2 separate regions of the Homo sapiens genome follow, and region 1 is linked to region 2. Evidence: chromatin loops called from intact Hi-C (ENCODE). Cell type or tissue: Calu3. All regions are shown on one strand. Each heading gives the region's core, and the rest is flanking DNA. Links, peaks and the distances in the headings are about the cores only.

The links. Hi-C counts contacts between places; a loop is a spot of excess contacts. Peaks named below come from ENCODE experiments on the same cell type or tissue, not always from the same donor. Only the 100,000 strongest peaks of a DNase experiment are listed, where the experiment ranks them.
Region 1: a loop joins it to region 2, with 3 times the contacts of the local background. A loop is called at or near these places in 25 of 110 quality-filtered maps.

Annotation. Positions count from the first base shown.
Region 1 is chr2:164,487,308-164,504,219 of GRCh38, reverse strand. It overlaps GRB14 (growth factor receptor bound protein 14), which reads left to right. Exons shown (of 14, transcript NM_004490.3): 9 at 1,885-1,965; 10 at 6,730-6,846; 11 at 6,937-7,009; 12 at 7,125-7,212; 13 at 9,696-9,789; 14 at 11,038-11,803. The coding sequence ends at 11,184. Among named protein-coding and RNA genes, the nearest start is that of GRB14, 130 kb to the left of the region's middle. In Calu3, for the core only: no CTCF peak of the experiment used is centred there; a DNase peak (open chromatin) is centred at 8,449.
Region 2 is chr2:163,172,955-163,189,866 of GRCh38, reverse strand. No RefSeq gene overlaps it. Among named protein-coding and RNA genes, the nearest start is that of KCNH7, 340 kb to the right of the region's middle. In Calu3, for the core only: no CTCF peak of the experiment used is centred there; no DNase peak of the experiment used is centred there.

The DNA.
Region 1 (16,912 bases), core at 6,166-11,165, 1.3 Mb before region 2:
TTGGCCACTTGTTTTATTCTTACGTCCTTTTCTTTTATATATATGTAAAGTCTTCATATGGATCAGATGGAGACTCTCTTTTTCTCTTTGGATAAATTCTAATTACATATAGAATTATAGAATATCTGAGACTTAGAAAATGGGAGATTTTCTCACATGTAATGTCCTAGTTACATGTTGTCTCTTTTCCTTCCCTTCAATTAGAACTCTGCAAGGTCCTCTCTAACATATTTTGGTCCCTTATCTGCCCCTCCATAGGATGGGGAAATGTTAAGGTGACCCCCGCCCTACCTCTTGTCCAGAGTTAAATGCCTACTAAAGACCTTCAGAAGCACAGAGGCAACTACCTAACACTGCAGGTACCAGGGACAATATATCTTTGAAGAAAACAGACTTATTAGTAGGCAGCTGGCTTTTCAATGCAGATTAATAAAAGGTGGCCAAACAGCATGTTTCTTGTGAAAGTGTTGGTTTGAGGTTATTATATATTCTCCAAAATGAATTTGACTAGGAATTAAGCTCCTTTGCCTTCTTTTTAAAGCTATTGTAGGCTTAGAGTTGATTTGAAATAAATTTCATTAGGTCCCATTAATGTCAATCAAACCTTAAATTAAAAAATAATTTTTAGAAGTTGGGAAATAATTGGATAAGAAGTCAACACAGAGAATTTTAAATGAATGTGGGTTTGCATTCATGTTAAAAGCAAAATCTTGAAAACAGTGACTCCTTTAGACCTCCTCTGATTTTTTTTTTTTTTTTTTTTTTTTTTTTTTTTTTGCCTAATTACCAAATATACCCATTGTGCTAGAATTGCTTTTAAGGGAATGACTATTTTTCTTTAGTAGAAAAACAGCTCTGCTGGAATGTTTAAATAGAATTTATCCTTCAGGTAAGATTTGATTCCATGGTGTCTATTTAATCTCTTTTATATAAAACCTAACTTTTAAGTTCATTATGGCTCTATGAAATGGACAGAATTGCAGAATCTAGGGGAAAAAAGGCTGTTTATTCCATTGTTTTATTTTTCTTTTCTTTTTTTTTTTTTTTTTTAACAAAGTAGCTTAAACCTAAAGGAGGTTAGCTTCCAAATTCAGATGTGGAAACCTCCAGGACAAGTTTGGTTTTGGCAGTTGGCATTCTTACTGTTTTTCAAACTAATAATCCAGTTATAATCCAGACCGGTTTTCCAATTCTGTCCTGCCAGCTCAATCCATATGATGCTGCCTCCTGAAAGTGAAGACACTGAAATTCTTATCTTCTACCACTTATATTGTACCTTGAAAGCTTTCATTTGAAATCAGCTTGATTCCTCACTATTTTGGTTTCCAGGAATTTGAAGTAAAAAATTAATAATGGCATTAATAGTTTTGATATAAGGATGCTATATTGTCAATAATTTTCAACATAGGCCCATGTTTATGGATTTACCAGAGGGAAAGTAAATCATTAGTCATTCATCAGAGAGGTACAATAAATTTTGCACAGTGTTGCTTAGGATGTGTGTGAAGTTTTTGGAATCTTTGTACCAGAAAGCACATCGCCCTTCCCAAGTGAGTTTTTTTTTTTTTATCATGAGGCAGTGTACTACTCCAGATAGTTGTGGTACAATTTGGTGCTAAGAATAATGAGTAGATATGTCAGCTCCTGAAGTCTGTACTGGTGAGCTGGACCTTAAGTTGTAGGTCTAAGTAAAAGACTTCAATTGTCTTTTTAAATGTATTGTTGCAGGGCACTAAAAGTTCATCTTTCAAAATTTTGGTTGCTTTACTTGTTTGCTTTAATTGTTTTTATATTTATATTGTATAATTGATGAAAGTGTTGATTTTCATAGATTATCAGAGTAGTAAAAGTGGTGGGAATGTGTTTTATTTATTTATTCTGCAGTATGGCATGCAGCTGTACCAGAATTATATGCATCCATATCAAGGTAGAAGTGGCTGCAGTTCACAGAGCATATCACCTATGGTAAGGACCAAATTTTTGAGCCTGTGTTTTATTTTACATTCACATTATATTAATTTAAATTACACTACATAACAGTATCTTATAATAATTTATGTTATTTTCTGTTGGTAAAGTAACTCTTTGGCACCATTCTAGTATAATGTTACATTGAATTTTTTATTTTTGGATTTTATTTGCTTGCAATCTATGTGATAAAATCATATCATTATACATAAAGTATTTAATAAAATATATAATAGTATATGTTAAAGTTTTAAATATTTGAAACAATTATGTGTCTTTCTGTGTCATTACAACATTTGAAGATTAGATCTTAAAAATATAATTTATAGAACATATTCCTTGGCATTGTAGATTGTGTTTTGTTAATTATTGGTTTTGATTGTGGTTTCATATTTTATTTTAATACCGATTCTGGGATTGTCACAATCTAGTATAAAGATGCCAGTGATTTGAATTTTAAAAGCTACAGTATACACATGTGAGCTCTTTTGCATTCTGGCTAACAATAATTTTTTTAAGTTCCAGGTCCTTTAAAAGCAGACTGCTTTCCAGGAAACCCAAAAACTGCAAGCCAAAATATAGGTCGTGTGTTACATTAACTCTAGCACTGCTTTTCAGACTTATACTAAATGTAACTTGGATATTTATTTGCAGACACACACAGACACATCTTTTTCCTTCTTTAGGATCTAATTTTAATTTTGTGTGCATTAACATAAGAAATGTATTTCTGAACTTAAGATTTATGTTCTGCTATTTTTGCTGCACTCCTTAAGATAGGGTATATTAGGAATTCAGATGTATGCACATGTGTTACAAATCAGTTAATGTGCATTTTTTTAATCTACATTTTCACTTAGGTTAAAAATATGCTCTTCATGTATGTGACCAGGGAAGGTGCATTTATCCCACATGTAATGTAGTAGATGAAATGCTCAGTTCTAGGAATGAAGCATGAAATAATGTTGATTATGAAACCTGATAGACTATATAGAAAAAGAACTCCAATTTTGTAGTTACGTCACTTTAACTTATGGAAGAATAACTTTCCATCTTTGTATGGTATTACTTTTAAGCCCTAAAATAAGAAACTAAGGGGCACAGTGAATTTTTATAAAAGCAATCATGTTAAGATGAATGTTTTTACATTTTTTCAGCTTACTCTTATCTTTCAATTCATATGTATATAAAAATAATAATGAATTTTATTATATTAATCCTTTCCTAAACTCCTCCAAATTTCTTTTAGAGTCCAAAATTATTAGGATGAACATGTTAATAGCAGCCAAATATTTGGAGGCAATTATTTAATGTCCTCTTAATCATAGGAAAAATGGTTATAAATGAAGTTCTTCCTATTCTCATCACTGTCAGCATACATGTATGGTATTACCCTTGTCTTTTTCCATTGAAGGTGATGCTGCTATTGATCTAGATGTGGATAACAGTTTAGTGTAGCTTTCCTTGTTCAGTGCCAGGTAAAGGAAGAGATACTCCTTGAGTGAGTTTGGTTGGGAATAGCAGTTGGAGGATGCAGGTGCCTGTGTGGTAAAGAACCATCCTGTCTAGCACTTGTCCTAATCAGATACAGTAGTATGTGAGAATTACATCTTTAATATTATTAATTTACATGAAGGAAACTTAGAATCTGTTTTGGGAAGTAGTTGTGTTGACTTTGGTGTCTCTATAAAATCTCACTTTTCCAGATTATTTGGGAAGAATCAGGGGCCTAAAAGATGCCAGTACTCTTTACCAGCCTTTGTTGCTTTTCATCCGGGGACTATTTTCAGCGATTAACATATAAGTTTTTAGTATATATTGTAGTATAAAACTTTAGTTATATTTTTAAAGGAACAATATTATTTTCTTTCTTTTCCTAACTTTTCCAGGTATACATTTTGAGAAAGGAAATGAGAAAAAAAATTCTCAAACCATAATGAACATCTTAGCTATATAAAGGATGTAACAGCCACCCCATCAGCCTTTGAAGTGAGAATCAATCAGCAGCAGACATTTCAGGAAGCCAAATATATTTGGTCCTTTTTAGGGAAAACAAAGGATTCATTTAAAGGAGCATTTATCAATATTGCCCTGGCTGGAGTGAGGGGACGGAGGGTTGGGGAAGGCGAGTCTACTCAAGCTCTTTTTATGCTTCACTTTTGACCTGAGGATAGACATTCTAAACTGCAATTCCTCCACTGTATTTCCCACTCTATGGAACATAAAAGAACCCTACAACAGACATATCTGTTACTGCTTTTACCATAAGCTGCCTGTGTGACTTTGGTCAAGTCACTGGTATCCTGCAGTGTAAAATGAGGGTGATGGTTGTATAATCTAGAAACCATTACATTTCTGATGTCTGTAGCTTTGTATAAAGCAAATGAGAGAAAAATATCTGAAGAAATTGTGTGCCCTTTTGCTAATGATGGCACTGTAAGTTTATCTAAATCCTTCAAATGGGATGATACTGGTTGTCACCTAGCCAAACTTCCTGAAAAACCATTTTATGTGCAGCCTCACTAAGAATTAGTAGATGTGATCTCAAAGTATGGGCTGGATAATCCAGGGTATACCCAGACCTATTTTTTTTCTTAAAAAGAAAGAAAGTCATGCCATTAAAATCATGGACCCCTTTTTTAGGGCCTTCTCTGTTCATCTCCTAAGAAGGAAGAGCTAGAAAAGGGGAGAAGTGTTGGAGAAATATAACCAATTCTGAATGTTATCAACATTGCTTTTCTATGTGAAAGAAATTGATCTGAAAATGACCTTTTGAGTTTGTCAGACTCTGCTTTACTTCCATTTTTTTGTCCACCAATGGTAAACTATTAATTTTCTATCTACCACCTGCCATTCAGTAGAAGACATTTGCTATAGTCCTGTGTTTTCCGTTAATCTAGTTAATGTAGCAAATGAAAACGTTCCTTATTTGTAGTGTCGTCTTCTTATGTATGTCAAGTAAATAGGGAACACAGGATCTTGTTTTATTTCCTGGCCTGCTATACTAGAGGGAGAAAAATAGGACAGCTGATTATTTTTTTCTTAATATAATGGTATTTTTATGTTGCCAGGGAGTTGAGATTACAGAACCTACCTTGGCATGTAAACGGAGAGATATTATAAGGATAAAGCTATTATGATTGAGGAAGCTTACTCTGTGGTTTGGGCAGGTGGATGCTTTTCATTAATGTCAGCAAAGCACAAGTATATCTGACTGGTCTACAGACCTGCACAGAAGATCACGGGGTGAGAAGGGCAAACTAAGGTGTGACAGCAAATAGAGATTACAGAGACAGCATCTGTGTGGAAAGAGCAGCTGTCAGTTATAAAGGCTCCTGTAACAAATGAAAGATTGCATGCCAGATCTTTAGAAATATAGATGAACCATAATAAGATTGTAGGCCACTACAGCATAGTTTGAAGAGAAAATTACAAATGCTAATAAAGTGGGATATGTTGAAGCAGTGATAAAGGAGTCCTATAGTTATCTGTGGATAAGGTTTTGTTTGAAGCCTACATTTGACTATAGTCTATGCAACCAAGCCAGGTATAGCTGAATCTACATAAAGAGAGATAAAATGCTTTTAAGCCAGGGGGCCCCAGATGCAGGCTGGCTAGTAGTTTACTATTATAACACCACTTTGGGTTTTGCTCTTCTATTAATTAGTAGAAAATAACTGTTATTTTCCATGGGTGTTTTAAAATTTTTCTTTTGGAGAATTTTAATTCCTTCTTGATGTTGTATGAACTTATGAACTGAGTGGGATTCTTGACTAGAGATTTTGACAATGGTCTTTCTTAGGATTCATGACTTGTTGTGGGGTGGCATATTTGTTAAAAGATGGTTGTAAAGTAGAGCCCCAAACAAACAAAAAAGAAAAAGAAGATCGGGTTTTGCATATTTTACTTTCAACTCAAAGAATATAAATACAAGAAGTAGTTAGCAAAAACAATGACTTTATCATTTGTTTAAACTAAGTTTCTTTAAAGTTGCCTTCTATCAGTTCTTATTCAGGCTTATTTTTGCAGCCCTCATGTGGCCAAGTGTATTCTCACAAGATGAAAATGTATTCATATGTTAAATCATGGAAATTTTAAGGTTATGGAATTATCAGGATTATTCTTTCACTAAATTTTATTTTCTAAGTAAGATGAAAGTTGATGTGATAAACTTTTAAAATACATATTCTAGTTTGCTCCATTATAAAACTCATTAAAAATAATGAGTATTATTTCTCAAGAGATATATGTCAATCTAAGTTATAACTTTTGGGTATCTTGAATCTTAAAAACTAGTTGCTTCATAAGTAGATGGATTTGACATTTAATTGATGACTGACGGATCTCAAAGCTTAATGGAGACATCAATTCAGAAACAATGTATCTTTTTAACCAGAGGAAGAGCTATTCCTTTCTAAATGGAAGTTTTCCCATTTTACTAGAGAACGTGAAAAGATAAGTTTGTTTTAGAAGAAAGACATACTTTAAAAGCTTTTAATCTGTTTATTCAACTCTTCAATTACCTTAACAAATTACTATTTAGCTTTTTTAACAAAAATATTTTTAGCACCTTTATATCTTGAATATGTATTTTCACTTTAAATATTCTGCTAGCCCCTTCAGGCACCACCTTCTAGAATGGAAATGTACTGCCAGAAAAACACTGAGAGAAAAACACTGAAATTGAAAAACACTTTCAATTTATTTGAAAGATAACTTTCAAAGAAATTTTCATAACTCAAATGTGTTTCTTTTTTCCAGAGAAGTATATCAGAGAATTCCCTGGTAGCAATGGACTTCTCAGGCCAGAAAAGCAGAGTTATAGAAAATCCCACTGAAGCCCTTTCAGTTGCGGTTGAAGAAGGACTCGCTTGGAGGGTACAAGTAGCTTCACATGCTTCAAAATATTTATGATTTCAGTTTGTTTCACCTAAAAACTTGAGATTTGTTTTCTCCTTCCTTGCTCAGAAAAAAGGATGTTTACGCCTGGGCACTCACGGTAGCCCCACTGCCTCTTCACAGAGCTCTGCCACAAACATGGGTATGTCTGTTCATAGTCATTGCCACTGAGTAGACGGATAGACATGGAAAGGACATGTAATGAAATTGCAGTCATCTCAAACAAAGCTTTGCATTCATCCATCCTATTTCTTTAGCTATCCACCGGTCCCAGCCATGGTTTCACCACAAAATTTCTAGAGATGAGGCTCAGCGATTGATTATTCAGCAAGGACTTGTGGATGGGTAAGTTTGGTATTTTTAATTTTGAGTACTTGTGAATTGGATTTCTCCTATAAGCAGAAATTATTTATTCCATAGCCACAAAGAGTTCTTGATTTGGGCTTATCATAAAACAGAAGTGACATTGTTCTATAAATGAGGTCATCACTGTATTCTAACAGTATCTATATTATACCTGGTACATAGTGTGTGTCTGGTATTTGTATATAAATGGACAAATAACGGAATAGAGTATCTTGTTCTTAACCAGTGATCACTAATATTACCCATTATGTCCTGATTCTAGCATCTCAGATATCAATTGATGGGGGAAAATGAACTTCTTTTTAAGTGTCAATATTTTGATTTGAACATATGATTTCGAAGTATGGTTTATATTATGACATTATGTCAAATGTATTTTTTTAGGTATGATGCAACATGTATTAAGTAAAAAGCTGTTTCTTAAGTGTTTTGAACACTTATTTTTTTGTGTGTTTACATCCCTATTGTCCTTTCTCTAAATTTTAACATCTTAAAGTAATATAGATCCGTGAAAAGAGTACCTTTCAACTGTTTCTCATGTTGTCTTTTAGTGGGGTACCATGGAATACAAAAGAGAAATATAAAATGTATTATGAAAGATTTATAATGTGAAGAATTTTATTTTTCTCAAATTACTCAGTGTTTCAGATACTTTCTATAATACTGGCTGAATTCCCTTTCCAAATGCAGTACAAATGAGGGAGGTTGTATTGTGGTTTAGATGAGTAATGAAATCATTATCAATTTAAACAAGTGGTGATGGGATCTTTTATCTTCAAAAGTTGGCTAATCATGTCATTATCATGACAAGATTTCAAGGTGATTTAATACTGAAATTTGGATAACAATGCTTCTTCACATGGAAGATTATTAATAGGAAGTCAGCATTTCCCCAGACTGTAAATAAGATATTTTAATACGTTTCTTTGCATGGAATGCAGTCTTTTTGGAAATAAATTTGAACAATCAGTAGAATTACAATCTGATGAAACCAAGAAAATAAATGAGTCACAAAGAATTATTAAAATGTTTTGAAAGATTGTAATTTTCTTTATTTCTGAGCCCAGTATTTATAAAGTGAATGAAATGATCGTATAAAAAAAGATACTATCTTATTTTTAGTATTTTTGGTATTCTTTTGGAGAGATGTGATGGTGCCAAGTGATCCACTAGGTGGTAGTGGTGATCTACTTGGGAATGGGAAAAGAATTACAGCTTGATTTACCAGTGAAACGCCCTTTTGTCCCATTTCCCAGTGATGTAATGTCGGAATCTCACACAGCACAAATGAAATGGATAAACTCGTCAGACATCTGTGATGCTTTAAATTTGGCTGCCTCTTTGCCCAGGCACAGTGAGATTCATATTGGATTCACCAGTGGGGATCATTTACACGGTGTATTTACCAGCAGTTAATACAAAACTGGTTTTGCATTGCACTGCCAGTGAATAAGAATCCACTTCTGGCAGCATTTTTCTCTTAGGCTGTTAGAGGCCATGTCTTGTTTTTCTAGCCTGACATTATAGAGGCTTTTCTGCTGCATTCTTCAAGGTTAAAGTATGTGTTTTTTGGATGATTTTTTTTACTTAAAGCATTTTGCTTAAATATTTAATAAATAATTTCAAGATTTTTTTAAAACAATATATTGATTTCTTTCTTGCTATTGTGTATGAACAGTTGAAACCAGAATCAAAAGAAAGGGTATCCAGTATAGAAGAGGGGGTTATAATAAAATAAAATTTCAGGCCAGGCGTGGTGGCTCATGCCTGTAATCTCAGCACTATGGGAGGCCGAGGCAGGCGGATCACTTGAGGTCTGGAGTTCGAAACCAGCCCAGCCAATATGGTGAAACCCTGTCTCTGCTAAAAATGCAAAAATTAGCTGGGCTTGGTGGCATGTGCCTGTAGTCCCAATTACCTGGGAGGCTGAGGTGGGAGAATTGCTTGAACCCTGGAGGCGGAGATTGCAGTGAGCCGAGAGCACTCCAGCCTGGGTGACAGAGCGAGACCCTGTTTCAAAAGAAAAAAAAAAATTCATTCTAAATTCTTACCTTCTTTCAAAACTTAACATGACCCAGAAGGTAAAATAACAGTATGAAAATGCCTTAATCTTTAGGCAAAACAGTTACATGTGAATACCCAGTTTCCCAGTGCAAAGAGAACGTAGCACCAATTGTTGATGCAGACATAACAGTGTATTGTTTATTGTGATCAAACAAACAATCTGACTAATGGGTTGTGTATTTAGCCTATTAAAATTACAGTAGCAGTGATGACAGCTTTATAGTGCAGATTATATTATACCATATTGATTGCCAAGTTGGATAATCCCACCCATTGAATACATAGTAAAGGAGTCCCCAGCTACATTTATGCATACACTTCTTGGATTTATTAATGCTATAGTTCTATGAAATCCATGAGTAAATATAGAAACATTGAAATTCCTTCTCTCTCTTTAGAGTTTTCTTGGTACGGGATAGTCAGAGTAACCCCAAAACTTTCGTACTGTCAATGAGTCATGGACAAAAAATAAAGCACTTTCAAATTATACCAGTAAGTAATTCGTGATTTCACATTTGTGTATTAGAAATGACCTTAATGCATAAGCTTTTGATCTTAATGCATAAGCTTTTGGAAACTTTGGTTTTCTTTTGGTCTTTTTATTAAATATAATTTGGCAGCTTGTGCTTTGACTAGAGTTAACTTTGGCAGAAATGATTTTATGAGCCTGAATTAATATAAGAAATACAGGAATTGTAAAAATTAAATTTTCCTTTTTCTATGAAATATGATTTAGCAATATTGTATAGACCCCATGCCACCTATTGTTAAAAGGGCACTAAAGCTTCTTTCTCCTGAATTCCACTAACGGCTCTTTAGAAAACATTACTTTAAAGCCTTTTCTCCTCTCTTCTCTCAAAAATGTTTTTTTTGTTTTGTTTTGTTTTTAATGGCTATGGCTAGAAACAGAGATTCTATGGAACTGGTGAAGACTTCTGAACACATTTTTAAAAGTTCTGTGATTCGGCTTCTCTGTGACACACAACTTGCTTTGGGATTTCTGTTGCCTCTTCTGCTGTGTGTCTGTGTGGGTGTGCATGTATGTATGTGATGTGTATAGTATATTGGAACTGAATGGTGGGGAGTGAAGATTCAGTCTTTTTGGAAAGGTATTCCATAGTATTGCTAAATTACTAGTGCGTCCTTTTGAATTGCCTCTTTTTGGAGTTATCCAAAGGCTATATAAAATATCCTCCCTACTTCTTTTATTTTGTGATCAATGTCCCCAGCAAATACGAATTGTTTAGTACCAGAAGACTTCACTGATTTAAAAAAAAGAAAACTGACAGAATGACATTCCATTAGCATAATATGTGATTACTTCAGAATAAATCTCATAAAATTATGTAAATATTCATTTTTGTGGCTAAGTAGACAACATTTAGAAAAGGAAATTAATTTCTCAAGTGGGAGCATTAAAATCTTCATTTACTTTTACTCTGAATATTGTAGATTTCTTTCATTGATTCAAAATATTCATACTGTCTTTACTAACAGAATGCTGGGAGAATTAGAACTAGATGAAGTAGAGTAGCAGTGCTTCTCAGGGATCAGCTGATATTTCTTTTAAATGCAAGTGATGTTAAAAAAAACAAGTAGATATGCCGTAACATTCTTTTCACTGTCTTTTAGTTTTATAAACTTGGCAGTTTTGGCATGTGGAGATAGTTTGCAATCGAATATGATTGTCCTTCTGTGTAATTTATCCTCTTTACTTATTTGTTGCTTTTCTTTTTGCAGGTAGAAGATGACGGTGAAATGTTCCACACACTGGATGATGGCCACACAAGATTTACAGATCTAATACAGCTGGTGGAGTTCTATCAACTCAATAAGGGCGTTCTTCCTTGCAAGTTGAAACATTATTGTGCTAGGATTGCTCTCTAGACAAGCCAGAAGTGACTTATTAAACTATTGAAGGAAAAGGACTCAAGAAAAATAATAAAAGACCATAAATAAGGGCGAAAACATTACCATGTGAAAAGAATGTATTTCACCTGCAAGTTACAAAAAAATAGTTTGTGCATTGCAAATAAGCAAAGACTTGGATTGACTTTACATTCATCATTTAAAATTCATTAGTTAAAATTAAACCTTAGGAAAAAAATGACTTGGTGTGTTCTTGTGTGATTTTTACATTGCTATAATATTTTCTTCAAATATGCATATTTAAAACATGTCTCCCTTATTTACCATATAGCAACATCAGAATTCTGAAACACAAAATATGAAATAAATTGGGAGTCAGGAATAATTATTTGTGCACTAAATTTCAATTATACTATTTTTTAATGTTAAGAAATATGATAATAACTTATCAATTAAAAGAAACTATCCACAACCTGTTAATGAAACTAAAAACTATTTTGAATTATATATTTTCCGGGTTTATGATCATCTTAAAATGAAATCATATTTTGAGATAGTAGCTTTAAACCATTTTGAAATATGTTGATTTTTTCCAGGTAATTTAAAAATATTATTAAATAGTTAATTATAAAATTTATACTGGTATTGTACCCATTAGTGGCATGTTTTTCATTGTATTTTCTTCCATTCATTTAATGATTGGCTAATACTACTTGTTTTTAAAGAAGTAATTGAAATGTAGAAGAGATATATGTAATTTGCATACACCTTCTCATGGTATATAATCTATGACAATGTGACATTGTTACTTTAACATTTCACACTTGCTCCATTCTCTAACTTTCAGAACACTCTTTAGCTCTTTTCACTAATAGATCATTAACCAAATCAATATAGGTGAAATCAAAGATTCACAATCTATAAGGATACTAATAGTGAAATCCTTGTTTTTTTCTCTTTGCCTTCCCCCTTTTCAGTTTCTTACCAGGCAATATCAAGAAGGAAGCCAAAGATTTTGAAACTTGAAATACTAACCTTCCTTATCACTTCTTCGAGACCATCTGGGAATAGTTTTTAGATTCTGTGATTCTTTTGTTCCCATTTTTTTGTAGGAAGGATTTTACTTGTTCCTAAAAAATGAGGAACAAAACATCAAATAAACATTACAATTATACTAACTATTGGCCATCTCCTCTAACTGACCTTTATGACAACATTGCGAGAAAGATTTTTAAAGCAATATTCATAAATGCATACTTTAGTTTTAAATGAAAGCTGTATATTTTTTGGTGACAAAGTATATGAAAGCATTCATGAAATGCTAATAAAATAATAACTGAAAAAGAATTATTTATTGAATTTTTAAAGATTTAACTTACTTTTAGCTAATGCAAGCCTAATTGCTAAAACACTGAAACTTAGAACATTAATCTGATGTTATAAAATACTGGTCTGGTTTCCGCAAAGGCTTGGAAGGCACACAGGACTTCTAAGTAGAACAGCATGAGTAAACACACTTGCCTTTTTCAACCTCTCAGAATGGCCCTGAGTATTTCTGATTTAATTTTGATTTTTAAAAAGACTTTGTGTTTTGAATTTGAATACATTTTCTCAGGTTGTACCCAGTTTAAACAGACAATATCAGAAAATGTACTATCTTGAATACCAAACTCTTACAAATTGGCCAATTTGTGCTTATCTTTGTTTGTGTCTCTAACTTCATAATCTAAGTGTATTATTGAGGGGCTCAGATTTTGTATGTAATTGCTTAATTTGATCTTAAAGTATGAGTGAAGAAACATTATTGAGGAAAGGTTGACAAAGGGAAATCATTATTTTCTTGTTTCCTTCTGAAAATGGGTCTTGGGTGTGTGTGTATGTGTGTGTGTGTGTGTGTGTCTGTGTGTAAATCTAATATGACATGAAATCTGAGAATTTCAGACACATTCACGGTTACTACAGTATTAAAGTGCATTCCCTAGTAAAATGTGAATTACCTTTGGATTACTTTCCATTTTGATTTAGCCATGTTCTGTTATCTTGCACCATTTGGGATAGGGATGAAGACAAATGGTCTCTGTTTTCTTCCATTTCTGTTCATGTTGGAGGTAATATGCTTCACTCTCCCAGAAAGAAGCTAGCACAGTAGACTCTCTAGTAAATATTGTTTTTACAGGATAAAAACTATTAGTAGTGCTTCAATTCAGAACAATTACTTGTTTCATGTGGATAACAGTATAAGCCCTGACTGATTTGAGGAGATTAGATGGATGTTTTTGTTTTAGCTGTTTTACAGTGGGTGACATCAGTTAATCAGAGCCTCATATGGTCTCTGGTTTTTGAACACCGATCATGACAACTCTACACATGGTAGTTGTATTCTGGTGGTGATGTCGGATTATTTCCTGGATCATAACTTCTCTGAAGAGGAAATGTTTGTCGTGGGTAATGGTTACAGCTTGGTGTTTCAACCTGGCTCCACCATCTAAAATGCTCTCTATATTGCCAGCCACTTTTAAGCTTGATGGTGTCTTGGATCCATTCAGCAGCCAGGTGAAGCCTATGGACCTCCTTCTCAGAAGGTAGAAATGCTGCCATATTGTGACCTGCTGTGTCCCTGGCTGTGTTGATTTTGCCCATATAAGACCTCCAGTTTTCCATCTTGAGTTCTTTAGAGAACAGAGTGGGTGATTCCTGGTGTTACAATACCTGTGGGGCACAAAGTAGTTTGCTTGAGATTCAGGGTACTTGTTTCAAGGACCTTGTTGTTACAAGATTATTGTAGCATTGAAAATTCACTCAACGAAACCTCCATGCCTATATCTTGTGGGATGCATCACTGCAGCCCAGTCCTGGCTCCCACGCTTGACTGTCTGTGACATTCACAGGAATGTGTGGTGATATGAGCCGCAGTGCTCATAACTGGGGCACTGCTTGTAACGTTGCTAATCTCATACTCCTCAGGTCACGACACATTATTTGCGTAGACATCTTGGCTGAGCACATAACGATATTCAGCTAAGAGCTCATTGCAGAGATCTGCCCAGCTGAATTTAACCGGCATAAGTACTTGCCTGCGATTGGGATATCATGTGATTAGTTCTTTGCCATGTTAATATACTTTGTAAGTGTGAATAATTCAACATCACACAATACACAAAACTTTAGAAACTAGAGTTAAGATTATAGCTCTGGTATTATACCTTGTAGATTCAAATTCCAAGTCATTATATAGCAGCTATGTAGCCTTGGTCAAACCAATTTCTTCATCTCTAGACGGGATCACTACCACCACCATCATAACCACCACTTATTAAGTTGTCTTGCCAGTCAAATCATTGGCTTAGATCTTCATTGGTATATACGTCTATTACATTAGCGATCATACATTTAGGTCCTCTACCTCCCAGGGACATTGCTCTTTCCACTGAGTGCCATTGCATTGCTACCTCTTCTTCCTGCCAGGAACAATATATTGTACATTACATATTTGCCTCTGCCCTTATTTCAATTCTTTCTATAAGGATGCTTTTATGGAAGTAACCATGTGTTCCACAATAGGGTGCTGCCCAGTCCATCAGTAGGGACTGTGTGGAAAACCATATTGTGCCCGTCTGTACAAGATCATACAGATCACCATGCTGATTAAAAAGATTAAGTGTTATTTGTGATTTTAAACCTGCTGATTAAAAAGATTAAGTGTGATTTGTGATTCTCACATTCATCCTGTCCCCTCTCCCCAAATTACAGTGATTGATAGGATGGGGAATACAGAAGGTTGAAAACCTGCTTTAGAGTTCATGCCTGGACAGTACAGGGCATGGGATGGTGCATGGCTGGGTGGGGGAATATGAAAAAAAGCTCTTCCTAGGTGATTGGTGCATCTCTGAAAAATTAATAGACTTTAGCTAAATGAATGTATCCTTCTTCTGGCTGATTATACACTCAGTATACCCTGCCCCCCTCAGAAGCTCTTTTGTGGTTAGCAATCTGATTAGGAGCTGAATGTTCTTGTCTTGTATGCTTGTTAAGTTCACTTCAGGATGTATTGAGTACCTATTATGTAGAAGGAACTTTTAGAGATGCAAAATTGAATAATACAGTATAGATACACAAGTATCTATCCTAGAAGTTAGGATGGGTAAGTGTTATACTATAAATACAATAGGAGAGAGACATTGCTTACACTTGCTGAAAGATGGGAGGAATAAAGTGGGTTCCCGGAAGGCCTGTAGGAGTTCAATTTACAAAGCCTTGGAGAAAGGACTGTATGGTCTCATCAAAGGGAGAGGGGCAATGCCAGGCAGCGTGGAAAGGACACATACTGAATTTAAGAGTTTTTCTGCAAATGATAACTTCATTGTGACTTCAATATACAGTTCATTATAACAGAGGAAAGTCGTGGCAAATAGGACTAGAAAAGCAAGTGGCTGCGGCATTAGGGGGAACTTCAATGCTAGGCAAAGCAGTTTATATTTTAGTTAAGGAAAAGCATAGCCAGGTACCTCAATGCTTTACCCCATTAAATTTCTACCTGGAATGAACTTTATTTACCTTTTAATCTCTACCCTGCACATTATAAGTTCTCAACAATTGTTTATCAAACAAATGAGTGAATTTATTCTTCAATCTAGAGGGTAGAAGTAGGCTGATAATTTCTGGAGTTGTACGAGCAACTGTGGATAAGATGATTAAAGATGAAGAAAAGAATCAAAGGAGGGTGGCACAGCAAAGAGTGGTTGTAATAGTCTTGACAATAATCAGGAGAGCCTGTTCTAAAGCCATGGGCATGAAACAGGGATTTTTATGGAGGGTTAATCATCACTGATGTCATAAGCAATTGGTTGAGAGGGATAAGAGGGAGCAAAGAGAGGAGTAAAATATGATTTGTAGGTTTAGGGCCAGAGAAACTAGGAGGGTTGATATTTATGGTGGTAAAAAACAACAACAACAACAAAAAACAATAATTTTAACAGATGTCATTGAAATTTTTAGAGAAAAAAAGTCTTCATTCAGAACCTTTTTATACAGGAAAGTGAGCCTTTAAGGATCCATGCTGAAGAAAATAGTTAAACACAGAGAATTTTATTTTGTACAGGACAGTAAGAATTAGGGCCCAGAAGTGAAGAAGTGGGGCAGTTAGAGAATAGTCAAGAGGCCTAATTAGATGGTGGGAGGCAGGAACCTGAGGAGAAAGATGGTCATTGAGAAAGTAAAGAGACCAGGTGGCAAAAAGACTCTTAAGAACATAGGTATTGAATACACAGTATTAATGATGTTTACTATGTGGTTCTACAATTTAGCCACCCTTCATCCTTCCAATCCTGAAAGAAAGCTCCCGCACATACAACTGACCTGGAGGAGTGGTGTTACAGAAAGTCCAGGGAAAGAAAGGGCCATACTCCACACCAAAATTTAGGTGGCATGTAAAGGTAGAATACAGGCAAATACAAGTTTAGCAGAAATAGAAAATCCAACCAACTGTCAGAAACTTTGAATTGGACATCATCGGCCTTCCAAGTGGACATACTTTCATTTTACAAAAACCAAAAACCAAGCTGCCCTCAGCTAACATGTAAGTTGCACTTTTTATAATAATCATTTTTTAAAAAAGAACACTTCATTGCCTTAGCAAAAATTCTAACTCACTCTCTGCTTTTCTCACTCATAATCTACCTTCTTGCACATCACCCCTTCTTTACTTCCTATTACTCAAAATCATTGATGTCTCTTCAACCTCACTGAA
Region 2 (16,912 bases), core at 4,555-9,554:
GTCCACTACACCTAATTATAAAAGATGAAGGTTTTAAAATTTGCATAATTGCAACTGTTGGTAGGGGTCGCTAACATATTTGCATTATCTACTTATGTTCCATACCAACTCTTTTAAGCACCACTTTTTAAAAAGTCAGCTATGTCAGATGCTTGTAGGTGTCAGAACATCATAACCTACAACGCAGGCAATGCCTTTTTCTACATACACCCCTGGGTTCCAATGGCTTTCTAAAATCAATTTCTATGTTTTGATACTATTCCATCTTCCATCTTTTAAAAATAAAGTCTTTCTATCCATATCTGCATGTAGCAAGAGAAGTGCATAATGACTAAATCAAGTCCCAAGTATTCATTTATGCCTTTTACAAGTAATCATTCCATTAGCTGTAGTTCATAATAATTAACATTTACAAAGATTGCATTCACACAGTGAAAGTGCAGAGGTAGTCAAGAATAGGGGTTGGTATTCATCATAAGGGCCTTTATACTTTGGAGGCTAAAAGAATACCTAGATCTTAGGAAAATGGATATCAAATATCCTTTTGTAGCTACCTACTGTTTAAATGTCTAAATAATATCTGAAATAATTGAATTTAAAAATGGAAAGGTAGATTAATAAATCAGTTGTTGAAAATTTGCTAAGAAAAATAGTGATGACAATAGCTATCCTTAATTTGGTGGCTTCTATGTTCAACATCCAAGCATCTTCCACATATTATTTCTAATTCTCATTAAAGCCCAGCAAGGTAGATTTTTTTAATCCCTATTTTATAGGAGAAAAACCTAAAGCTCAGAGAAGTTCTGTAAGTTGCCCAAGAGGTTATAGAAATTAAACATGAATTTAAACAGACTTTTTATGACTCTATGGTCTGTGGTTTTTCCACCATTCCATACTGCTCTCTTCCCCTAAAATTACAACTATATTTTATGAATAACACCTTCATGTCAGAACCTTAATAATCTAGTTAATATGATAGATCATTGCTCTAACTTTTTTTTGCTAGTAAAGATTATTAGTTGTCCCCAGAATAGCATCAAATGCATTTCATTTATTTCCTCGCTTACTCAGCTAATATTGACTCCTGGCACTGTACAACATGCTACTATAACCACAGTGAGAGTATCAATTAAGAAGTGAGCAGAGGCCTAGAATATCATAATAAAACAGTAAACATTATTACACCAGTGGTAAAAAAAATAGGTGACTGTATAGGTGACTTTAGAACGTTCTTCATAAAAATGAGCAAACCAAAAAAAAAAAAAAATCAAATAGGAATTTAGAGGAAAATGCTGTGGTACAGAAAGTGTAAACCAGTGTTCTGAGGCCTGGCAAATTGCTAAAATGCATTACGACAACAAGCCAAAGCATCCTTCCCCTCTACATGACTGGGCCTGCTACTTTTATCATGTCCTGCAGTAGATTTACACGCGACATTAATGATGCAACATTGTGTATGAGTATTTGGAACACACTTTTTGGTATTAGGAGGTTTCTAAAAGAGAATATTTTAATTCTAGTTTGTAAAAGAAAATGTGTCGTTCTTGGCCTGCTCAATGTTGAGTCAGGTATAAAGACTTAGAGAAACAATTAAGAAAGGAAGTTGATTTTTAGTAAAGAAAGAAAGGAAAAGACATTTTATTTCCACAATGAGTCATGCTTTGTAGAGTAAGTGTCTGGGGAGTCAAATGGTCAATTTTTTTTTTTAACTATACAATACAAATGTAACCAGGAGTTAATTTACTCAGTCATAATGCTATATTCGTTAAAAAAAGCATTTGCTTACAAATGAAGTATGACAAGAAGATACGTTTCCTCTAATTAAAATTGCTTGTGGTATGTTGGCAATTTCCAATAATCAAGATTGCCACAGGAAGTAAGGTTGTTTCAGCTGGCTCCTGGTGAACGCATCCATTTACTTCACACTTACAGTAAATACAGAGATATTTTACTCACATTGCCCAGGTTTCCTTCAGTTTCTGTTCTCCTGAGGTAACTTCCAAGCCCCGCATTTTCTGTAACTTGATTCCCAAGCATTTTCCAGGAAAGAAAGGTATCAATGACCTGCTGGTTTTATTGTTAACTCCTTCATAATAGTATAAAGCATTTCATCATTTTCAGCTTTTTCAGTCATAGAAGTAAAAAGAAACTACATAACTAAATTCCCTTTTCCGTAAAGATAGAATATCACTATTCCATATAATACAATCTATCCTTAGATTTTTCTGAGTGAGCATCAAAAACGTGTATGTGTGTGTGTGTGCGTGCATGCCTGTTTGGTCTCACATATGTGTGTAGCATGTTTACTGTCATATCTTCATCTTGATAATAACATAGTGTATGGCTTTGCACGAGAATTTCTTCTTCCTGCAGATTTTGATTTGCTAGTTTTTGAACTCTTGATAAATTTGGTGACACTGTGGCTGATCCACTTTATCCCTGCTTTGTTTGGGTATGGTCTTGCTCTCTGAGGCACCACTTCCCCATTCCCATTGACTTCAGGAAAGGTTCATTAGGCCTGATCTCTCTCAGTCTTTTTTCTTCCTCCCCTTTCTTCTCTCTTCTCCACGCTGGACTCTGGGGCTCTTTATTCCTCAGGTCCCCTGTAGGTTAAGCCTAAGCTCTTATCCTCTCTTCTCTTTAACTCACAGTCAGCATTGGCATCTGTATTCAGTAACCCTCCATATGAATAAATAAAAGCAGGTACCAGCCTCCCAAATCTCCAGGTCTGGCTGGACAAACAGCTTGAGATGCAGCTCCTGTCACAGTTTCATGTCACCTTGGAGCAAAAAACTTCCCAAGGCTTTTGAGATACATCTGACAGTAACTTTAATTCCCCAGTGTTTAAGTTTTCCAGACTCCTACAAACCCTCTATATAACCTACAAATAATTAATATCTAAAGAAAGCCAATTTATGGACCTAGATGTCACATCAAGGCAGAAGGAATGAACATATATGTGCATGGGATAATTAAGGGTTTCTTTATGCTTTTCAAAAGGTCTGATCTGTTGGTAGACAACGAGGGTCTGAGCCACTTTGAGCAGTTGAGTAATTTGCATTTGCCAAGAGTTTTCACTCCCCACTCTGTGTATAAATGATTCTTGTTCTTTTTAGATATTCTGCCTTTTTCAAATAGTATGCTCCTTCAAAAATATTTCAAAATGATTGCAGTCTGAAAACAAATCTTGTGGTGGGTAGGCTAGTACTCTATTTCTTCTGAGGTTTGGCTCTTGCTTTTGTTTTTATACATAAGGTTTAAACAAAGTTCAGCCATTTGTATTGTTAGTTCACAAAACATTATCGTCCTTGGTATATTTAAGTCCCCTATATTGGTGAATTGGTTGGTTTGGTAACTTTCTGTTTTGTTTTGTTTTTGTTTTTGTTTTTTGAGATGGGGTCTTGCTCTGTCACCCAGGCTGGAGTGTAGTGGTGCAGTTTTGGCTCACTGCAACCTCCACCTCCTGGGTTCAAGGAATTCTCTTGCCTCAGCCTCCCGAGTAGCTGGGATTACAGGCACCTGCCACCACGCCTGGCTAATTTTTGTATTTTTAGTAGAGACGGGGTTTCACCATGTTGGCCAGGCTGGTCTCGAACTCCTGACGTCAGGTGATCTGCCCGCCTTGGCCTCCCAAAGTGCTGGGATTATAGGCATGAGCCACCATGGCTGGCTGATTTGTTTATCTTTTAAAAATTCCATTTTATCCCCGTTCCTCAATCCCATTTACCACTCTCTGAATGAGCAACCATTTAAATGTGTAGCTATTTATTATATTGTGTTCTTGGTAGGTGGATATTGACTTATGTGGATATATTTTAACATGAATGATATTGTTAGATAACTTTCCATTTTCTACTTTTATCCACCATGTTTTTAGTACCCATTTTAGGTTTTAGGTATACAGCTCATTGACTGTTTTTAACTGCTGCATAATGGTCATGTTGTATACCTATCACACTTTGTCTATCTGTTAGAGTTCTGAGCTTCAACTTCTGAGTAAACAAAAACAGACAAATATCCTAAAGGTTGTTTTTTCCTTTTTACTTAGACTTTTTTTCTTTTTGGTGTCTATGCTGTGAGAAGGGGGATATAATGACTTAATGATGGAAAGAAAAGGAGAAATAATACCATCAGTATGAGTCATTTAGGATAAACAGGATTAAGTCTTGGGTGTTTGTGATCCAATATTGTATAGCAATAGAGTCTGCAGGTTTATATCTGTTTAGACTTCCTGGGTGCTAATCTTGGCATATCTACTTACCATTCACTGACTACTTACCAACTAGTAACCTTAGATTAAGTTACTTAAACCTTTGAGTATCAGTTTCTTGTCAGTAATATGAATTAAAAAAATACACATCTTAACGTCATAATGCCACAACTTAATACTATAACTAAATGCTTTAACTGGTCATATGACCCTACTCAACACTAGGAGACCAAAAAATGAAATCTCATTAAGTGCCTAGAAGTTGCAGAGCCTGAAATATTCAGCGAACATCCTTAATGACTACCATATGCCTCACATGGTTGTTGTAAGGATTAAGGGGTTTATTTCTTATCCTGTGGTTAGTACAGTACCTACAACACAGTAGACACTGAAAAAATATTAGCAGTTATTTTATAGTTCTTAATAAGACATAAAAGACCTTTCATGCTTTCCAACACTCTCCACTTAAACATTGTGTTCTATTACTTTCCAGGCCTCCCTTTTCCCCACATGTGACAAGACAAATATGCCAACACTTTCATCATGTTTCAGATGAACAGTACCCTGCAGTAATACCTTGATCTTCATTTTATTTCTTTTGGCTCTTCTAGCCATTGACTCCTTGCCTGTCCTGCCATTATAACTACATCTTGACCATTGGATCTACGTGCCCTACTGATCTTGATGACAATTCACTCACAGATGTCTTTATTATGACTTTCTTTATATGCTTTATCACACAAATAAAATTATTGTCCAAGCTAGCACATTTTTAAGAGTGAAAGGAGAGCAATAAGTAAAAACCAGGGCTGTGTCAGGGAAACTGGGAGGGATAGTCACACTACTTTCTCCATTTCAGCAGTAAATTAATGGGTGTTTTAATAGCATCCTATGTCCTTCTTATTCTATAGGGAGTTAGTTTATCAGAGTAATCTTTGCCCTGAGGATTTTCTCATTTTTTCAGATACCTTGAGAATCATTTTTCTTGAGCTCCCTCTCCTTACTTCCTCCTTCCTCCAAAGTTAGTAAATTTCTTTATGTTCCCAAAGCCACAGGGGTATACTTCAAGTTGTATGGAAATTATTTATTTACACCTCTAGCTCCATTGTAAAGTTATGAGGTCCTTGAATTCAGGTATCTCATTTCATTCGTCTTTGTATCCCCAAGAACTTGCAGAATCCTGACACATGCTAGGCAATCAATGTTTGTTGCATGGATGAATGCGGTCCCAGAAATGTAATACCTTAATTAAGAGAACCAAATCATTAGTGGGTTGGGAAGTGGGTATTTCAAGCATTGTGGCAGGACAGCTGGAGACAGATTTTGAGGAAGAAGGTATTTGTATATTGACCTAAGATTTCATGTTAATCAATTTTCTTGTTTACATTTGAATCCTGGTTCAAATTCACTTGTAGCATTTGGAATCACTAGTTTATAAGAATTACAGTGTTCTAAAACTATCTTTATAGGATAATTTCAGATGTTTTTGAGCTGCAAATGTTTTAATACTATTAATCATATAAATCTTTAGAGGACTGAAACCCTATAAATAGCTGGCATTTTTTAATTGAACAAAATCTCCTAACTCTGCCACCAATTGAATTGAGTGGCCTTCCAAAAAGTCTTCCCCAAAAAGAGTGGCGGCAAAACTTTTAAAAGGTCAAAATTTGCGGAACACTTGTAATTCTCATTGGCATCCACTTTCTCTATTTTATGCTCCCTTTTTTTCTCCTACCCAAGGCTCTTCATTATTTCAAGAGCCTCCTCATTCGTTTCCCTAAGTCTAGTCTCTGATACCTCCAATCCATGCATCCATCTATAGTCATGTGGCTAGTGACTGCAAAACAGTAATTAGATCACATGACTTCCCTCTTCAAAATTAGCAATGTTATTAATTTATTATTATTGAAATTATTATCAAAAATAAAATAGCAGTGTATCCATTTAAGTTCTTCATTAATTAGTTCTAATTTACCTTCCTAGAGTAGACTCTTACTGCTACCCACCATAGTCTTTGCTCTAGAGTCACACAACTTCCTGAATGTAACATGTTCTGTCACAATTGTGTATCTTTTGTATTCTTCCTTCCCTCCCTCCCTATCCTACCGAAAAAAAAAAATCTCCAACATCCCTAATTTTTCAATCCCCAATTTAAATGGCACTCTCTCCTCTCATTCTATTTCCATAGTTTTACAATTTTATCTTAATTTAGCTTTTACATTTCCAATGGATTTTAAGGTTCTTAAAAATAACTTTCATGTCTTTTTTAATATTTACCTCTTCCAGCGTTGACTTAAACTCCTGCAAATTTTAGTCAATGACTTCTAAATTGTAATCGAATTAAATTTAATTGAAATAATTATTCTGTAATAATGTATTAGACCTCCAACTTTGGGGAAAAAAGATAGTTTTTAAAAGTACTGATTTTTAGGAGTGAACTAGACTTTCACAAGGTGCTTATCTTTCTCAAATGATTATACCTAAGCTCATATTTGAAGGCTGAGGACATTATTTCTTGTTTCTTGATTTCATATCCTTCACATCAACAATTATGAAAGGTAAAAATGGCATATGCTTTATAAAAACAGAAAAAGGTATTTTGCAAGATCTACACAATGAACATGAACACAAAATTGTTAATATTGGCTGAGGCTAAAATCTCTAATAATTTACTGTAAGGTGATGCATGATGACTCTAATAGTGACATCTGGTGGTTCACAGGGAACATTACATTAATACATCAATTTTAACCTCTAAACATGTTTCTATTTTAGTAAGACGGTTGTCTTTGTTCTTGTAAATTGGTCCTAATAATTTAGATATTTGTTTCATCCCTTATAGAGAAAAATTAATATTATGTTACAGATTTTGTTCTAAAATATGCACAAGTCTTAAATTGATATTTTCAGTTTGGAAAAGTAAGCTAAACTGCAGATCTGAGTTCTTTTTACACCTGAAAAATGCAGGAGGTGGCAGAATGCATTTTTTGCACCTGTAATCTATATCACTTTAACCTTGAACTCAACTCGCCCTAAACAACAGTGGCCCCTGAGAATATACGTGCTATAATCCATCCTTTCTACATGGATGTGAATCATTATGATACAAGAAAGCTCAGAAGATTGGAGTTCTCAACATTCTCTATTACTACTGAATCGTATGACCCTGAGTCAGTCATTTAATTCCTTGGGTCTCAATTTTCTCATCTGAAATATTTAGATTAGATATTCTCCATCTTGAAAATTCTTAATGATAAGGACTTAATAGACAGTGATGGTTAATTACAATGACATAGCTCTCCTCTGATATTTGGCTTTTGGTGCATAGAAGACAGGTACTTTTTAAATGATAATAGGGATTCTTTAAATTCATATTCAGTATTCAGATAACATCCATTACCAGAGCATCCAATGGGATAGCTCAAGATTCCCAGGACCACTGGCAAGGAGCCAGAGCTATTACAGTCACAATTGTGAAGAAATTAGAAACAGCTTAGGCTCGGCTCCTCACACTCAAGAATGGACTGAATATACCTGCTGCTGTATCCCCATTCAGTGATTTCCGAAGCCCGTTAAAAACTAGATTCATTAGAATCATCTGGACATTTGTTAAATATATGTCTCTCATGCTCCCCTACGCCTATGGAAGGGAGATGACTGGAATCCACAATTTTAATAAGCTCCCCTGGTGATAATGATGGTTATCCTGGTTTGGGTATTACTTACTAACACAACTTAGAAACCACATAGATTCAAATAGAAAGGGATGCTGATACCATAAAGCTGATGAAAGATTAAGTCTTTAAAGCCAGGACTTGAAAACCCAAGTGTCTACAGAGACCACACAAGTAACTTAAATTTAAAAATTAGCCAAGTAGGCATTAGGCAGAACTCTGGAGAGCATGCCCCATGCAAAGTAGGTAGCCTTTAATTAGCTGTAGTGGTTGTTGCCAGAAGGGGAAGCTTCCTAGGGTTGCCCTGTGCTTTGTAAAGGGAAGATGAAAATAGGATTCTTATGTGGACTCTCTAATCTGAAGGAATTGGAACCAATTCAATGCAAACTAAATGAAACACATTTGTGGGCTTCACATTTTTGTTCTCTATTTTAGATCCAATTCCTATTTGTCCCCTTTAAATCACACTTCACTTTTTCAGTTCCACTGCATTTTTCAGTCTAATACATCTAATCAGCTAGATGAACATACAGACTACACTATAGAGAATGGCTATTCCATCTTTTCTATTGTCATATCCTTTCAAATTATCTTAAAGTTTGTTTAAACTTTGTCTCGTCCTTAAAGCATTTTGGAGCTTTATTCTCCAAACATTTTCAAACATACTCTTTCTAGGCACTACTCCCAAACATCTTTTCTCTTTCCATTTATTTAACAAATATTATTATAGGTATTATTCATTTTCACAAAGTAATATCTAGTAGAGGCTTTAGCTTAAATAGGTGGAGATAAACAATAATTCCAATAATAACTTTCATTAATAAATAAGTGTATCATATATAATTAGTCTCCACATATATTTAAATGTGGAAAACTCATTATTTACTCATTATTTGAGCCTTTGACTTTCTTGACATTACTTGATTAAAGGCAAAAAAAATTCCTGTATCTCTCTTCACTCTAAAGTAAAAGTCAGAATTTTAAAAAGATAAAAACAAAAGGACTTTTTCTCAATAAGAAATCAGAAAAGAGCCTTGACTATGAGGTGATCTCCTGAGCCTCAATCCTAAGGCAGCATAATAAGAAGACCTCTAGGGGAGATGGCAATGAAGAAATTTAAATAGAAATCCAAATATTTTCATAAAATAAACACAACAACTTATGCTAAAAAGGAGTTTTATTAACTGGTCAAAGGTAGCTAGCCAACAGATTAGATATGGCTTTTGGTTTTTGCTGGGTTTTGTTCATGATGAGTAGTAGAATGATGCTTCTAGGTGATGGAGAGAGATCTCAATGTCCACTGCAGAAAAAAATAGGAAAAATAAAAGCACATGGCTCTAACAGAAGATACAAAATAGTAGTATGAAGATTGAGGCATACTAAAGCACTATTAATTATCTCCACATATTCAAATTGGTCATCTAAAGGAACTTGGGGATTTATCATCACCTGGAATGCATCCAAAAGCCACTATTTCAGAATATATGACATATCACCAGGACTCATATCATTGTAAAATGATATGACTCGATTAATTGAATGGAGATAAAAGATATCTAAATTTTATGTCCTATAATAAGCATCATTATATGACACATTAGTAGAATTTATGGAGGTTGATGATTTATTGAACATTAGCTATGAGCATGGCCTTATATGGGATATTGGAGAAAGAATAAATATAAACACAAAAGATCTTCTCTACTCTAGGATAGCTAAAACTCCAAAGAATACAAAGTACAAGTAGAAAAACACTTCAGAACAAGGTAAGATTTTGAATAAATTGTGTATTTTAATGAGAACTGGGTCCATTGAGTTTTAAGGAAATAAAGAATTGGAAAGCAGTGGCAATAGTTAGGGAAATTAAATATACTCTTTCAATTTGTCATCTTAACTAACTAGCTTTGAGCCTTCTAAGTAATTCAATCATTTATTCATTCAACAAACATTTGTTGAGTGCTACTCTGCATTTTTATTAAAAGGTAATGCATTCATGTGGCTCAGAAAGTTTTTTAAAAGGATATATCAAGAAGTCTCACTATTACCCGTCCCTATCTACTCTCATAAGAGATGATTTTTATTAATTTATTTCTCTCTTTTCTAGTACGTTTAGGCAAGTACAAGAAAATATTAACTTGATTTAGTATTTTAATCCTTTTGTATACAAAAGGTAGCATATTATGCACATTGGTTTTTACCTTACTTTTAGTATTAAAAGAGTTTCTTAGAAAACTGAATAGTAGGCTAGTCATGGTGGCTCATGCCTAGAATCCCAGCACTTTGGGAGGCTGAGGCAGGAGGATCTCTTGAGGCCAGGAGTTCAAGACCAGCCTGGGCATCATCGCAAGATTCCATCTCTACAAAAAAAAAAAAAAATTTAATTGCTTGGTATAGGACAGGTGCGGTAGCTCACACCTGAAATCCCAGCACTTTGGGAGGCCAAGGTGTGCGGATCATGAGGTTGGGAGATTGAGACCATCCTGGCTAACACAGTGAAACCTCTTCTCTACTAAAAATACAAAAAATTAGCTGGGCATGGTGGCGGGTGCCTGTAGTCCCAGCTACTCAGGAGTTTGAGGCAGGAGAATGGTGTGAACCCAGGAGGCAGAGCTTGCAGTGAGCCGAGATGGTGCCACTGCACTCCAGCCTGGGCAACAGAGCGAGACTCCATCTCAAAAAAAAAAAATTGCTTGGTGTAGTGGAACACACTCGTAGTCTTAGCTACTCTGGAGGCTAGGGTAGGAGGATCTCTTGAGCCCAGGAGTTCAAAGTTGCAGTGAGCCATGATCACACCACTGCACTCCAGCCTGGACAACAGAGTGAGACCCCCATCTCAAAAAAAAAAAAAAGAAAAAAAGAAAGCTCTCAGCCAGGTGCAGTGACTCACACTTGTAATCCCAGCACTTTGGGAGGCCAAAGTGGGCATATCACTTGAGGCCAGGAGTTTGAGACCAGCCTGGTCAACATGGTGAAATCCCGTCTCTACTAAAAATACAAAAATTAGCCAGATGTGGTGGTACATGCCTGTAATCCCAGCTACTGGGGTGGCTGAGGCATGAGAATCACTTGAACCTGGGAGGCAGAGGTTGCTGTGAGCTGAGATTGCACCATACACTCCAGCCTGGACAACATAGTGAGACTCTTTCTCAAAAGAAAAATCTTCAAAACACAAAACAGAAAATAAAACCTGAATAGTATTCAACTAAGTGGCTGTACCATTGTTTAACCCATCCTCTGTGGGTGGATACAGATTATATCCCATTTCTTACTATTAATAATATCAACAGTACTAACCTTTTGCAATAATAATTTTGTAGAAAACTGTTTGTTCATATATTTTGTCTTACCAAACTCCCTCAATAGACTCTAATATTCTAAAAATACTTCTGCAAATTCTTACTGGTTCAAGGGAAAAGATGATGGGAGTGTGGAGCATAAGGTAATAAGAGAAGACAGGAGAGATGACAGAAGAAAGAGAGTTATAAGAGTAGGCAGGCACTGCTCTGAATGCTATTTTAGGGATGTTATTCCCCTTCCTTCTCACAGGAGCTATAGTTCCAAAAGTAAAATAGTTTCTTATCAATCCACTGTATAAACAAAAAAACCTACCTTTTTTATCTATAAAATATAAAGAAAAGAAATTAAAAGTAGTGAACACATAAAATTCAGGAGAGGTGCTAATTTCTTAAGAAGTCTTAAACAAGATACACATACACATATATATATGCATATATACAACATATGTGAATAAAAATATTATATCATATATAATTGCATACATGTGTATGCATAGAATTTTTAAACTTTTGATATGTTTTATTGCTCTTGGTAGCATCCCCTAATATAAAACACAGCATGAAGTATCCTCCATTTCCTTTGAAGCAATTTTAAGAAACCCTAATACAAATAGTCTTAAGAGAGAGATAACAATCTTTGGCTATCCATACCTCAACACTGTAATTTTTTACTAGTAATAACCATCTTTTCTATCTTTAATCTCTTGTTGGTTGTGGATCATTACACAGTCAAATCGTTAGCTGAATCATGTCATGTCCCATGGAGTTTTATCATGTTTAAATTTTCAAAACTTAACTTCGTGTAGGAAAATGAAAGGTATTTTTTTAAAAAACCAAAGCCCAGGTTCTTCCCAAGCTCTGACAGCTTGAAAGGAACTCCAACAGAGAAACAGAAGCAAAATGAAAACTCCTGGAGCCTTAGCCCGCCCATACAAGACTCTAATTGGCAGCCTTCATAGAGAATTTGTCTGTCATTCAAGTGCTATATACTCTTCTATTTCCTGATTAACTTTGAAAACACAGACATTGCCTGGTACAATAATTTGTCTTAAAATTTCAATAACATGACTTTGATATTTTACAAAATTCAGCATTTAATGTGTCAGGGTATTTTAACACATACTCATTATATTTTTTATTACCTTTTACTAACACTGTTGTTTAAATACCTACTTTAGACCTAGTTCTTTTGCAAATGAGATCATGTGCATGATATTTTAATTAGGGCTTATTTAGGAAATTATTTTTTTAATGTCTCTAACTTAAATGTAAAATATTTCAAAGCCCTTGTGTGTAATATGGGTACACAACAGAGCAGACCTGACACACACTTTGGAAAACTTGTGAGATTCCTTGCTAATTGAAAAAAAAAGAATGCTACTGCTTCAGAAGAGCTGAAAGAACTTTAAAATTATCTGGTTTTAAAATCCTATACCCTTGTGAGGGATCGATATTATTTTGAAGAATATGTGACTTCTGAAAGCTCAGAGTCGGTGGTAGAGCTCAAAATAGAACCAATGAATCTTGACTCTCAATTTGTGTCTCTAGCTAACCACATTAACTGGACAATTTTCTTTCATCTGTGTATTATTAATAACATAATATCCTGTGACACAACAGACTAATCGCCTCTTTGGAGAATTACCTTAGAGTTATGTGGGACACGTTTTTAAAGAACACATTATGTGCATAGATGTATAACTTACGGACTATCCTATAATTAAATAGTTGCTGGATATTTAGATGAGGGTTTTCACTTCTAGTAGTCTTAGTTTTATAAATAGGTATGGGGCACTTAGAACAATGATACATCTTAAATTTATGCAGTAGTTTTTCTTTTCTTCTTCTTCAGCAAACTCCAGTACACAGATAGCTAATAAAAAGGAAGATGATGTTCACATCCTATCTTTATTTTAGACTTGGTTTAACTGAGGTATGGACTGAATAAGTAACCATTTCTGGATCCAGAGGAAATTAATATTAAACAGGACTGTGAATTCAGGATATTCAACTTCAAATCAAGATCAATGAATTCTCGCAACTTATATGAATTTTGGTTAGTGTTATTACTGTTAGGTATTGAAGTACCATAACAAATTCATTACATTTTACTACATTTCAAACGCTTCTCTTAGTGGTGGTTATAATGTGTTGCTAGGGTTGGGTTTTTTTTTTTTCTGTTTCATTTCTTCTATACCTTAAATAAAAGTTTTTCTCTAGGAAAAACCTTGAACTTCTTCCCTTCTGTTACAAACTCCCATGACTTTAATTGTTGGTTACAGGAAGCTCATTCCCACATATATAGAACTAGCTTAACCTTACTCCTGAGATTTACTTGCCTTCTAGTCATTTCCTCCTTGGTAGCTTAAAATCAACACGTTTTAAGCTCTCCTTTGTTTTTTACTCTTGAAGGTATCGGGCCCACATGTCTTCAGTATCTACCCTGTGACCCCATATGGATAAATAGCCTTTCCTTTTCCACATTGTCTTATAATCATATCTATATACGTATATTATTTCAGTTAAGTTGCAAGCTCATTGTGAACAGGGTCTTATTCATCTTTGTTGTCCTAGTACACAGCCTAGTATAGCACCTGGAAGATGCTCAATAAGTTTTTGGTAAATGAATTAATGAATGATTGATCATTAGGTAAAGGCCTGGTAAACTTTCAAGGTACATGAGATGAAAGGAAATCTGTTTTGAGCAAGAAAAATAATGTAAGCTTTGCTTTTTACAAAATTGCCAGAGAATAAAGTGTTAAAATCTACTATATTAAATACTGGAACACCGTTGTAACCCGTATCATTATTATGTGGTTTGAGGATATGATTTTAATAAAATTATATTATCTTGATGGTTCAGCTTTGACAATAGGTGTTAGTTTCTTAAAGTCACACTTACAAAGAGATGTCATTCCATTAAAGTTTATGTTATGAAAGTGTTAGGTGTTTATAATTATGAAGGAAATACAATCGAGAAAAAAGTATTTCAGATCAAATGGGATTTGATTATCCATTAATGCTAAATGGGAGGTTCATGACCTGAGCCTAATGGGCCCTTTACAAGTTGTAGTGGACAATTAAGCGACTCAGCAGTGAAACTGACATTGAGGAGCAGATTTTGCCTGCCAGCCGCTCTCAGGGTTTGGATTTCACTGGATCATGTTCTGAAAGGTCAGCACTGGCCAGATGACCAGTCCAGAACTGCAGATGGCAATGTGGTCACCTGACCACTCTGGGGCTCCCCAACCTGCTGCACAGGCTCAAGTTCACTGAAAGGTCATAGCAGGCCCTGTGTCACTACTCAGGAATAACATAATTCTGGGGTACTCTTTCTTCTATGTTATAAATATATGAAATAAAATAAATACTTTTGGTCCCCCAGCCAAAGATTAAAAGCATGACACTTGTAATAATTGCAAGGTAACATTTTAGCCATAGTGAGCACCTCAATTTGGGGCATCATTCTTCAAAGGAATATTCATATTTTATAAATGAAACCACATTTAAATACTCACCAGAAACTTGGGAGACATACACCAGCATTAAAGTCCAATTATACCAATTACAGACTGTATGTCCTTAAGCCAGTCATGTCATCTCCTTCAACCTCAGTTCTATCTTCAGCTATAAACTGGAGAAGATAGTATTGTACCTATCCTGCTCTGCCAACTTCAGAGAGTTGAGAAACACAACGCCTAAGTCATTGACAAACTGGTGATAAACACATATACTATCCATTTTCTTTCTGCTTGAATGAGTGTTTTTGTATAAATTTCCAGAGAAAACAGTGAAAAAAAAATTTAAAAAATTAAAACCATGTCAGTAGAGTTAGTAAGTAGTTAAAATTTTATTTGTTGACCCTTAACTCTTTTAAAAGGAGACCCAAAGGAGAGAAAAATGACCTAAAAACATATCTGGTCAATGATTCTTTTGTTTAAATGTTGCCCAATATAGCAGAAAATTGATAACTCTCTTTAACTTTGAATATTTTAACTCTCAGGCTCAGAATTAAGAAATATTTGTTTAAGCATGGCTTAGAACTATTGTATTATTTATGCTCAAATAACATTAAGAAACATCTTACGACAGTAGCATGAATTGGAGACATCCAAAACTGAATTGAAAGTAGGGCAGAAATAAATTGGGGCATAGTATTAAATTACAATTGTACATAGGATTCAATCAAATAATATCTTTCTAGCTCTGTCATTCTCTGATCAGACAGCTTAGTTGTACTGTAACTGCCATTGCTTCAGCAGAGTGTTCAATTTGCCCACAGGCCAGGCCTCTAAACATTACTCAGTCAAGGTAGATGAAACGAGATTATGCTCATAGATAGTAGGAAGTACTCACCTACACACAAAAGTGAGAAAAAGCTGGGCTCACAGTTGGTTCTGGAATTGTAAACAATTAGTTTTTTCTTTTAAAGCCTTTTAAGAATAATCAGAAATAAATTGCAGATTTGGAAAACAATCCCTACAACCCCTAGATGAACCCATAGCAATGAATTTGCAGAGTCCACAAATGTTGGAAATAAACAAATAGTTACTCTTGGAGGCCAGATTTTAACTTATTTGTTTTAAATTATTATGCCCAAAGAAGTTCTGAAAATATTTTAACTTAGAACAAATGTGAAAAATAATTTTTAATATCTAAGTTTGAGAAAATTTTCACCAAACAGAAATCAAATTTGTATTGGTGTTTTTGAATATTTGCTGCATCAGCTTAGAGAACACAGGCATCTGTCTACAGCAAATGCAGTCTTCTCTGAAAGTTCTCAGGAAAAACAATCAAGAACACAATAGAAAGGAGAACAGATGTACAGTCCTTCAAGCCTCTGGTTGGCTTAGCTTGGTTTCAGGTCCTGGGAAATGGAGAGAATGTTGATTTGCCTGGTTGATATAGATCAAAGGGACAAGCAGAGTTCCTTACCCAGTTGCTCATGCCCGAGTAAACACTTCTGGTTCCTTGGAGCAGAAGCAAGCAGACAACAAATAGATCAGTTGTCTCCTAGAAACTGTAGAGTTAGAATTTTTACCTTGTTTTTGAGAAAACTTGAGAACAAAGCAAGTTTTGCAGCATGCAGGAAAAGAATACAGACTTAGAAATAGACAGTTGTGGATATTTCTCTAAGGGTCCCCTTTCAGTGCGTGGGCAGTTAACATTCTAAGGAGCTTCTGTTCTTTGTGTAGCACCTGCTTTCCTATTGCCTTCTAAAAACTATGTCCACACATATGAGACTAAAACTTTCCACTCTTGGGTGTCTCCTATGTGGACTGGAGGTGAGATTTGGTGTTCCTATGTTTCCTGCCCAGCCACCTCCCCGAGTACCGCTCCCACATACACCCCTCACCACTCATCTACTGTTTTCACCTTCGTAACTGTCTCCAGTATCTCAGTCACCATGAACTCTTGCCATAAGGGAACTGTTGGGGCAGCTGGTGGGGACAAACTGTACCGCCTAACTCTTCTATCCTTTGCTCCTCAGGGACACTTCAATTAGAAAAGGTATGCTCTATGTGCCTAAAACTGCTCCTATGGAGACAACTCTAGAAATGTTTGAAACATATGCAAATATGTCACTCCTCTCCCTCTCTGAAGCCAACCCTCATTTTCTTCCAGCTTTGGTGTCTGCACAGTCCCACACGAGCCAAGCCCGGCTTGCAGGGTCAAGCTGTCTTTTCATAGTGGGAAAAAGCTGATGAAAATCCTTCACACAGAGGTGTTAA